Regions from separate parts of the Homo sapiens genome. Here region 2 is linked to region 1. Evidence: chromatin loops called from intact Hi-C (ENCODE). Cell type or tissue: B cell. All regions are shown on one strand. Each heading gives the region's core, and the rest is flanking DNA. Links, peaks and the distances in the headings are about the cores only. Region 1 overlaps MBP (myelin basic protein). Region 2 holds the start of MBP-AS1 (MBP antisense RNA 1).

Region 1 (5,213 bases), core at 1-5,000:
TTTCTTTATAAATTATCCAGTCTCAGGTATTCAGTTATAGCAATAGAAAATGAACCAAGATATAATCTTAGCATTCATCTTTGTTTCTGCTTCCCCTATGAGTGACTGACCATGTTCTCATTTGAGGTTTACATTAATGAGGTTGGATCCACTCGTCCCATCATGACACTGAGGCTCAGTGACTTGCCCAAGACCACAGGGCTATGCAGGTCCTCAAAGCAGTTCTATTCTGCTGTGCACAGCTCTTTGATTTTCTTCATCTATTCCTAAAGCAAAGAGGAAAAGGGGTGGAATGAAATGTGCTCAGATCCTGAGAACTCACTATAGGTCGAAGGAAAAAGGAGTGATTTTGTGGCTACTAAAATACGCATCCCTTTCCCCAAGATCAGGCCACCCTGTAGGTTACAGACAACATTCAAGGCAAACAGGCTTCCTGGCCACATTCCCTAGCATGATCTTTGCTTATTTATGGAAAGGCCTTTCTTTATATTTCAGCTGTTAGACAAGATAATTTATGCCGATTTTTTTTGTTCGTGATTAACTTGCTCTTTTTCAAAAGTCCTTTCTTTTCTACAATTCCATCCTTCTTGAGCAAACACACATAAAACAGATTTAGTGCTACCGACTGTTTCAATATCTTAAGCGTCCATGAAAATCAACATAACTCAAAGGCCCAGAGACTGAAAGCAATGAGGACTCCTTTACTAGAAAGGAGATAGGCAAGTGCAAAAGGGACTCAGTGCTCTGCTGATTTCTGCATACTTTATTATGCTCTTTATAGGAATTTTCTTGGAGGCATGTCTGAGCATAACTCACCGCCTTCAGGTACTGGGGTTTCCATCCTCAGTGGCAGAGGAAGAAGAGGAAGGAGTTGAAGGCAGCCGCGTCCATGACTAGGAGCAGCAGCGTGCACTCTGGAGAACACTTAGGGTTTCGTAGAATAGACAATCTATGAGTTTGAATGGGATGTCCCAGCCTTGATGGTTTTAAGAATAAATCTGCCTATAAAACTCTAGAATAAAAATTCATTTAGATGATCTCTTTACTCATACATTTCAGCTACATATATAAAGACGTAATAGAAAAGCACGAAGACAAATGTCCAAATTTAGGTTTTACACATAAATAAAAGTGAGTTCTAGAATGATTTTGGCTAAGCCTACTGTTTTTTTAAGCAAACATCATCTTTATCATTATTCCCCTAGCTAATTGCTTTTGAGATTATTCGTAACGATGGCAGCGGTTCTGTTACCATCAAATACACACATACACACACACACACACACACACACACATATGTATAGGTATATATACAGCATGGATACAATATAACATAAAAAGGTCTTCTATACTTAGCCCTTTCCTTACGCTATCAAGATGATATCATTCCTGAAGCCCTTCCAAACGCAGCCCTCCTTAATCTTTTCCAAGAGATACTGAGTTTAGAGAGTTATTACCTAGGATTGAATGTGAAAACTACTGGAAATGATGGAAATGCAGAATATTTCCATCATTTCACAAACGTGGGTTGTGTTTTGATAGGAAGAGCAATACTTCTGCCTGTTGTGTTTACTGAGGTGTTCCCAGGTCCTTGGACACCGGAGCAAGGCTCGCATATCTGCCGAATGAACTTAGCTCCCACATTCCAAGCCTTTCTGCCCGTGAGTGTGCCGAGGAAGCAGTTCTCAAGAGTCACCTTCAGGCCTTTGCAGCTGATGCCTGATTCAGGTTGAGTCAAAACCAAGGGGGAAGTGGGAGGAGCTTGTGGTCCAGGCATCCTCATTTCATCCACCCTAGGGGAGGCTGGCCCAGGAGGCCTCTGCACGCATTATTTAGCAGCAACAATCCCAAGTGATGCCGACCTGGAAGGGCCTGTTGAACTGTGGGGCTTTTGCTATTGACCTTAATAATTTCCCATGCCTGACCCTTTCCTGGGGCACACAGAACTCTACTCTAAAGGCGCAGAGTGCTGAAGGAAAAGAAACTAAAATAATCTTGGCTATTAGTCTTGGCTGTATAACCTTGGAGGCATATATGCAATTTCTTTTAAAATTGTAATGTATAAAGTGACTCTAAATGAGAGCAGCAGCTCCCACCTACTTTAGGAAAAGGTCTTTCCTTGACATGATAGTAAATCCCATCAGTACGTTGGGAAACCATTCCTGATGTCCCGTGAGCACAAGTCACCGTGATCGTGTGATGGTCATCTCTAGGTTCTTGGCAGCCGTTTCATCCACGCATCAGAAGAATGAGCGAGGAATGTGAGAAATGGGCAGAAAGCCATCATCCTTAGCTAACCACTCTGCAGGACACGCATACCTAAGATCTCTGTGAACGTCGAAAGGCAATAGTGTTGTATTTCAGCTGATAAGAGAGTCCCCGAGTTAAGACTGATTGGCGCATTGAGAAGTTTGTGCCAGGTGCTGACTCTGGCACAGGTGCTATTGCTATGGTTCACACATTGAGTGCTCAAAACCACAAACAGACAACTAAAACCACGCAGCCTTCCTCCTCGTCTCTGTGAAGGCCAAAGCCAGTCATTCTCTTAGCAATCCACTTTGAAGTTTTATTTGCCCTTCATGTTCTGGTAAAAATCTCACCAAAGGATTGTTTTCAATCTAAGTAAATAACTCGTTAGAGCACACTTTCAAATATCTTCTGTGATTTGTTTTTTTTTTTTCGACAGCTTTCTGGTTATGCTTAAGACTGTTTTGCCTAGTTACAAAAGGAGGAAGAAAACACTCTAAGGCACGACAACCTAGAGAACTGGGCGTTGTCCAAGCTTTGGGGAAGCAGGCCATTTTTCAGTAGACCAGTTGCTGCTAAGCGTTTTCTGACCCACACACCCACAGGTAGTGCACACACTGTCCTCCTCCTTAGAAACCAGGCGGGAAGGAAGGCAGGAGTCAGTCTCCACCTCTTCTCCCGCCAGAGTTGACTAATCGTGGGGCTAAACTAAAGGCAGGCAATTCAGTTGAGGTGAGCGAAGTCTTAGGTCTCCCTAAATTATACTAAGGGAGGAGAGGAGTGGCCAAAAGAGGGCACTACTGCCCCGGTGACTGACTGTGGTTCCTCTCAGCCAGGACAGGCATCTCAAAGACAGGGCTGGAGGGATGTGGACTCCGTGTCATGTGTAAGCTAGTTCACTCCACATGTGCCACAGAGGATGGATGTCCTACCGTGAAAACGTCACCAGCCCGCGTCTGTGTTCACTGCGTCCACTTCACAGGGCCAAGTCCTGTGTGCACAGCATGTAAGGGCAAACCCCCATGAAGAGTCATGAGGAAAACATTCACAACTTCATTGCTCAGACAATGGAGATAGAAATATCTGTGTTTAATGTTTATTTAAAAAGTATTCATCCCAGAAACATTTAAGTACATATATTGGTGTGTGCGTGTTTTCACTCTTCTTTATTTTATAAAGCTTGAGTTAGCTGACAGTAGGAAAAAACACCAGGAAACAGTAAAATGTAAATAAAATTGAGAAGTCTAGATGAAGTGAAGGAAGACCACAAACACATCAACCATGTGACAATGGCTGCAGGGAGCCGCCCGTTTCACTCTGAGCTGCCCAGCTGCCCAAGTGGAAGGGGACCCCGGCCAGCCTGAAGTCTCTCATTTTACACAGCAGGTGGTAGAGCCCTACCACCTTTTAGCTGTGTGCTTTTAGCAATGAACTCCTCTGTTTGTGTCTTGGTTTCCCCATACGTAAGTAGGGGTAATCATAAAATGACCTGTGAGTAAGAAACAACACATGTGCACGTGTGGGACTCTCCCATCTCCTCACAGTACTCAGTAAACATTGGCTAGTATTTTCAGAGAGAAGACTGCAGACATTTTTTGAAGCATACAGAGCTTTGTTTAACAAATACTAAGAATTTTTCCTGCTTAAATTTTTATCACAGACAAAGAGTCACATGGTAGTCAACGACCTCAAGGTATTTTTATAGCACATGTGGAGATTAGTTTTGTATAGTTATTTATTGTAATAGAATTCAGTAAGGGCCAGTGGTGCAACATGAATCTTCCGCATTGCAAGCCAAGAGCCTATGATCCCTGTGTCTAGCCATCAGAGGACCTGCTATGATCCACAGACAGAATTACAAGAACTTGGGGTCCCTTCCCAGAGCCAGGACTTTGATAGGCATTTCATAGCACAAAGTTCCAGGTCCCAGGCTCTGAGAAAGGCCCAGGAGGAGTTCTGAGCGGCTGGTTGCTGAGGCACTGCGTGCCTGTGTTCCATTGAGGGTCAGCGGCAGCCTCAAGAGAAGACAGACTCCACCTGGGAAACAGGCAGGTGTGACCATTGGCTCTGCCATCAACTCTCAATGCAACTGGGGGTGCGACTTCATCTCTCTGTGCCTGTTTCCTCCTCCAGAAAACAGGGTTTCCTATTGACCCTCAAGAATTGTTGCAAGGGCCCATTGAGAGAACAATTTGGCCGGGTATGATGGCTCATGCCTATAATCCCAGCACTTTGGGAGGCTGAGGCAGGTGGATCACCTGAGGCCAGGAGTTCGAGACCAGCCTGACCAACACGGGGAAACCACATCTCTACCAAAAAATACAAAATTAGCTGGATGTAGTAGTGCACACCTGTAATCCTGGCTACTTGGAAGGCTGAGGCAGAATTCCTTGAACCCAGGAGGCAGAGGTTGCAGTGAGCTGAGATCACACCACTGCACTCCAGCCTGGGCAACAAGAGCAAAACTCCGCCTCATAAAAAAAAAAAAAAAAAAAAGGAGAGAGAGAGAAAACAGTTATACTCCATTACAGGATGCTTTAACATCTCTACTGCTTGAAGCCACGTTCATACAGTGAATAATGAGTGCTGCCGTTCATTAGCATTTTTCATGTGCCTCTGAGGACCTGGGTCACATCTGCCATAAACACTCATTCATCATTGGTACTAGGATGTCCTGCCTATGTGCTTTCTCCATTCATTTATTAAATCATTTTTGAGCACCTCCAATGTGCCGTGCCATATACTGGAGGTGGAAGAGAGAGGGCAGGAGGTTAGAGAAAACAAAATAGAGAAATGGCGGGGCCAGCCATTCTGGGGACTTCACACCATTTGGGGGATGGTTTAACATAGAAGGACATGGAACGAGGGCCTCAGCCTCCCAAAGTGCTGGATTACAGGCATGAGCCACCACGCCCAGCCCATAATTTGCTATCTTATTGCCACAAAGAGTCTATTCCGTCTTGCCT
Region 2 (5,487 bases), core at 225-5,224, 80 kb after region 1:
CTCGCACAGCCCCATTGCGTAGATGAGGAAACTGAAGCTCAGAGAGGTTCCTGCCCTTGCCCAAGGCCACACAGCCGGATGAGCTAGAAAGGTGCTAGGGGACTGGGAGGTGGGGGAGCTGAGACGCTGTCCCGCTGCTGCCAGGATGCGGCCGCCCCCCGTGCCAGCCAGGCCTGCCTCCTCCCTCTGTCCGGCTCAGCAGCCCCGGCCTCCTGTTGCTCCCAGTCCGAGCTATGGCCAAGGGAGACTGATTCCTGCTCACCCTGGGAGAGAGCTCAGGATTTTGTCTCAAAACCTTATAAAAGATACGAGGCTCGACATTTTACTAAGGCCGAGGACTCTTGATCTCCCAGACAGATCCTAGAACCACAGGGCACATGTGACCAGAATCCAATCTGTGCAAATCAATCAGCAAAAGGAGCCCCCAGCAAAGGCGCAGGCCGGGGCCTCCGGGGACCGGCACCTACACAGCGCACAGCCCCCCAGGGTCCGAGTCCTCCAAACCCGTGTAGGCAGGAGCCTCCTTACCTTGATTTGCTTGATGTTTGCTAATCTTCTCTTGAACACCCCACAGCGTGAAGGTAAGCAACTGTTCCCTAAACGACTTAGATCCTTAAAATATGTGTGGTTGGGCCGCATATCTCATGAGAGAGCCTCCGCCCAAACCAGAGCCCTCCTCTCTCTGCGGCCAACACCCTGGTAGACCTGGGGGAGCAGCCTCTCCCGCCCCCACCCCCTCAGCGTGGTGCTGGCCCGTGGCTCCTGAACCACTCACCAGTCCAGTCCGGGGCCTGGGCCCTTCCCCGGGGCCCTGGTGGCAGCTCCCAGTGGCTCAAGCAGCGTGCCCAGCACCGCGGGTGGAGGTTGAGCTCCGTGGTCTTCTCTTGCAGGGGGCCGAAGGCCAGAGACCAGGATTTGGCTACGGAGGCAGAGCGTCCGACTATAAATCGGCTCACAAGGGATTCAAGGGAGTCGATGCCCAGGGCACGCTTTCCAAAATTTTTAAGCTGGTAAGGTACCCTCTGCTCAGCTCCACTGAGCGGGGACTAAGGGCTCCCAGAATCCCCAACTAAGCTGAGTACAAGGGTGGCTGCCGCCTCTGGCTCAGCCGCACTGTACCCTGGACGTGCTCTGTCCCAGCAGGCGTGCAGGGGCTCAGGTGGCATTGCCCACCCGCATTTACGCGTGGATTTCCTCCGAGATGCATGTGAAGCCGGAGGTGCTTGAGGAAGGGCTGCGCCTGGGCTGGTTCAGGGGCCCTGGAGCAGGCGACTGACCTTGACTCTGGGGCAGGGCCCAGCTGGAGTCCAACTTGCTCATGCCCAGGGGTTGGGGCCCTCAGGGAGCTAAAGCAGGAGTCAAGCAGACGTGGGTGTCGGGGGGAGATCCCTGGAGCCACGGGAGGGAATGCCCAGGAGACCTCCAGGGAGTGGGGAGTGTCCCGTCGGCTCATGAGGACCTGGAACCAGACCCAGGACGAATGCCAGGCCCGCTGTTTATAAGCTCTGTCTCTGAGACTTGGTTTTCTCATCTGTAAAATGGAGGTAACCCGCCCACTCAGCTCACAAAATCGCTGTGAAAGTAAAAGGTAGTGACAAACACAAAACGCGGCTGGCAGGTGCGCGGCTCGGATTCCTTAGATAAGCAGTCACCTTTATTATTGTTAAACGTCACCCAGAAAACCCTTAACTCTTAGACAGCGGCTCTCATTAAGCAAAAGGGGAGGCACATGAAGCTCCAGGCAGGGCCGGGAGGGAACCGTGAAGCCAAAGGCTCTGGGAGCCCCCAGGCACCTGCGTTTGCATTTTCATCCTGGAGGAGACCAGGCTTCTGGGGCTGCTCCCCGGGGTGCAGAGAGGAGGGGTCTTTCTTGGTGTGTAACATACTCATTGATTCAGTCACCTGACCTTTGACTCCATGTATTTTGTTGAGTCTGGATGTGTGGTGTGCTCTGCCCAGCAGCGGGGATCCACATGAGCACAGACATGGTCCCCCCGCGTCCTTGGTGAGTGCAGAACCTCTGCCGTGAGCCTCGATTCTGGGAGGTTCTGGGAGGTTCTGTGGACAACAGGCAATTCAGGGCACAGCCCCTGCTCTTAAGGATAGCCGGTCTTAGGAGAAGCTTTTAATATGTGAAGTGAGCAGGGAGTAACTGAGCTGCTAAGTAAGCAGCTTTATGTCAGATGAAGTGGTAGGCAGGATCCACTCCTCAACGTAAATTCTGAGTTAAGAAAAAAATTCTCCAAATATTCAAGTCTCAGGGCCATCATGCTGTACATTGCCGCAGTTCTGGGATGTGGCCACAAGAGGGCGGAGATGAGGCTCCCCGGGGAGCAGTGTCTGAACCCAGCACTGCAGTCAGGACGGCCCCGCCCCACCTGGCCAGCACGTCACCTGCCTCTGAATCGCCTGGGATGCACGCCCAGACCCCTATCTGCGCTCCGCCACAGCCTCACTGAGTCAGAATGTCCAAGGGCGAACTAGGTGTTGCTAGTTGTGATGATTTTGCAGACACCGTGCTCACCTGGGAAACACGGATTCATCCCATCTGGAAAACTAATTACTCCACTACCAGCTTAAGGACTGTTAGACACACCGGGAGAGCTGAGTGCTGGCTCAGAGTTGATGGGAGGGCCCAGATGAGTGAGGGGCCCCATTTAGCAAATATTGTCCTTGCAATATATGCAAGGCTTACAACCAGTCACTCAAAGATGCTTGCAAGGCCAGAGCTTACCAAGACCACCCTGAGGAACAGAAAGCTGCATTTAGATCTGCACATTTACTGTGTGCAAATATAACCAGTGTACTATACACATGTGTTTCCTGAAATAAGTTCAGTATTTTCCCTGAACTTTTTTGTAAGAAGCTTTTAAAAATTATTTAATTTCTGTAGAGTTCAAGGGAAGCTTCTATGTATCAAAGCAAATTTCAAATCATATGGTTGTAATTAAATTTTACTGCATAAAAAGTTCATAACTGGCCTACTATGGCCATATGGCTGAATTAGTTGACTTGGAGCACTTCCAATAGATTAATAAATCAGCTCCCCCAGAAATGAGGGGGTCTAGAGGCAGGCAGATGGAGAGGACAGGGACTTCATAGCATTTAACATCATTTTACCATCTTTCCTTCCTGTTCTTTTTGGTGCTGTTGGAAATCAGTAGTGAGAGGAAAACACTCAAATCTGGAAGTCTAGCGCTGTCGGTAGGAACTGGGTAGAAAAAACTATGCATGTCCCCCCATCACTCGGAAACTACATCAGAACATCATAGGAGCATCCTGTTTCCATGTGCATTAGTTTCCACGAACATACATGTGAATGTTTTCCCACCTGTAGTGTTGCTGTGGAGTTGTGAGATGTCAAAGTGGAGGCAAGAGTATCTGCCTTTTGCAGTAGGCTCTGTTCTTTTCCTGTCCTGAGAGAGGAGGTCAGTCTAACCCTCACCTTGTGAGTTCAGCCTTATACTGACCTGAGCCCAGGGTGGATCAGATGCTGAGATCATGTGACTCCAAGTTGCAAGACACGTAATAGAGAGAAGCGTGACTGTTGCATCCATGCAGGCTCTAATCCTGGCTCCTTCGGGCTGGCTGAGCTTTGGCTCCTGAGCTATAAAGAGAGGATGATAGGAACACCTACTCCAGGAGGTGCTGTGAGCACAAAAGAGAAAACGGGGAAAAACGGGTTTCCTGCATGGTCAGTGCTCAACAAATTGTAGTTTCAATGATAAAAAGTAAAACCAATACACCCACCATTTTCAATGTCAAAAGGGGGCATCAAGAAAGTTAAGATTGTACCTCGGTAGGTTACCTTGCCAGAGGCTGCAGGGAACTTACTCCATTTCAGCACAGAAGCACTTTGTTTCATAGGACAGTGGTTCTACCACTTTCCAGGAAGTCCAAAGGCTGATCTCTTGGAAATGCAGCAAAAGGTGAGGTGAGTGCCAACTTCTGGGCTACTCCAGAGGGCAGCTCCAATGCCAGAGATGTTCAAGTTAAGCCAGGATCAAACAGGAAAAACCCACGCTCCCGAGGGAGAGGCTGGCCCTCGAGGGGCAGGGCCCTGCACCTGTCAGTCCCCAGGCCGGCAGGAGGCCTCCACGGTATGTGAGAAAGCTGCCTGTCTTGGGAGGGAAATCTCACTAGATGGTTCCTGAAGCGGCTTCGCAGGCTAGCATTTCATAAACGTTTTCACTTGTGAAAACAAAAATCCCTTGAGTGAGTTGTGTAAGCACAACATAGAGGCTTGTTTATAATGCTACGTATGTACTTGGAAAACCCCCCAAGAAGTCAGAACTGTCACCTTGGTCTGTTAGCTGCGTTACTTGGAAGGATTCTTGGCGTCTGCGCTCTGGTTATTTGTGTTACTGGGCAGTGTGGAAGACGTAGAATTAGATGAGGACAGTGTTGGTTCGTTGCTGATCGGCCACGGTAAAGAGCATATTTCTTTTCTATCTTGCTTTCTGGGGGCTCTTCGCCAAAATTGATCATTTCATAAAAGAGGGGAAACCCAAGGAGAGAGACTAAACTTTGAATAAAAATTTGAATGCAAAAAAAGTGCAGTTCTGCTTCGTCGATCTAAGTGACATTCTGAGTGACCAACGCATTCCTCTTTCTAGAGGGATGGCCACGCCTGGCTACCTCCACACCGTGGGCCACAGCACACCTGTGCACCATCTCAATTAGCTGCCAACTCTCTTTTAAACATCGAAATTATTTGTCCCCCAAACGTGTAAATGCATGGTTTTAAGACCCCTTCAAGTCAAAGTTTGCAGACAAAGCTCTCTGTGCATTTGATTTGTCTGGTGTGGCAGATGAGATGGCACATAGGAGGGACGTCCCCAGGGATGGACACGTGGCTTTGCTCTTTGCTGGCGCGTGTAGCAAGGGGTGTGCTAGGGTCCCGCCGAAAAAGAAGTTGCTCCTGTTGTCGCTGGCAGTTCCCCTCGGCTGCCCTGGCACCTCTAGCTGACGAGAAAAAGTGCTCATTCAAAGCAAAGCAATGGAGCGGCTGCACTTTCACCCACAGAAGTGCAGCGTTGTTTTGCAGAGCAGTGGTTATGCCAGGCACCACTCCCTGGGGCCTGGGAATCCGATTCCAGTTCTCTCTCACAGAACTGGAAATTCAATTAGCATTTGCTGAGGGAGGTCGGGAGAAATGGAATGAAAAGACCAGCTCTCCGGGGTGCCATTTCTATTAGCAGATGAGAGAGACACCCAATGGCTCAGCATCCACCCGGGACCACAGAAGAGGGGATGCTGGTGTGGGAGGACCCTGCGGCACTCTCGTCCTAACTCCTCTCTCTTCCTTTTCAGGGAGGAAGAGATAGTCGCTCTGGATCACCCATGGCTAGACGCTGAAAACCCACCTGGTTCCGGAATCCTGTCCTCAGCTTCTTAATATAACTGCCTTAAAACTTTAATCCCACTTGCCCCTGTTACCTAATTAGAGCAGATGACCCCTCCCCTAATGCCTGCGGAGTTGTGCAC

The links. A loop is a pair of places that touch in the nucleus more often than their neighbours do. Peaks named below come from ENCODE experiments on the same cell type or tissue, not always from the same donor. Only the 100,000 strongest peaks of a DNase experiment are listed, where the experiment ranks them.
Region 2: it touches region 1 in a loop (3-fold over the local background); 8 of 110 quality-filtered maps call a loop at or near these places.

Annotation. Positions count from the first base shown.
Region 1 is chr18:77,059,979-77,065,191 of GRCh38, reverse strand. The region is part of intron 3 of MBP (myelin basic protein); the gene reads left to right. Among named protein-coding and RNA genes, the nearest start is that of MBP, 70 kb to the left of the region's middle. RefSeq lists enhancers at 1-473, 1,889-1,978. In B cell, for the core only: no CTCF peak of the experiment used is centred there; DNase peaks (open chromatin) are centred at 1,751, 2,611, 2,741 and 3,651; H3K4me3 peaks cover 550 bases; H3K27ac peaks cover 5,000 bases.
Region 2 is chr18:76,980,298-76,985,784 of GRCh38, reverse strand. MBP (myelin basic protein) reads left to right here. Exons shown (of 9, transcript NM_001025101.2): 8 at 891-1,010; 9 at 5,314-5,487. The coding sequence ends at 5,358. MBP-AS1 (MBP antisense RNA 1) reads right to left here and starts at 5,356. Exons shown (of 3, transcript XR_935667.3): 1 at 3,809-5,356; 2 at 3,471-3,607; 3 at 1,633-2,058. RefSeq lists enhancers at 2,154-2,243, 2,043-2,892, 4,418-4,477. In B cell, for the core only: CTCF peaks have their summits at 2,082, 2,287 (motif pointing right) and 4,071; DNase peaks (open chromatin) are centred at 2,334, 4,474 and 4,674; H3K4me3 peaks cover 1,504 bases; H3K27ac peaks cover 2,173 bases.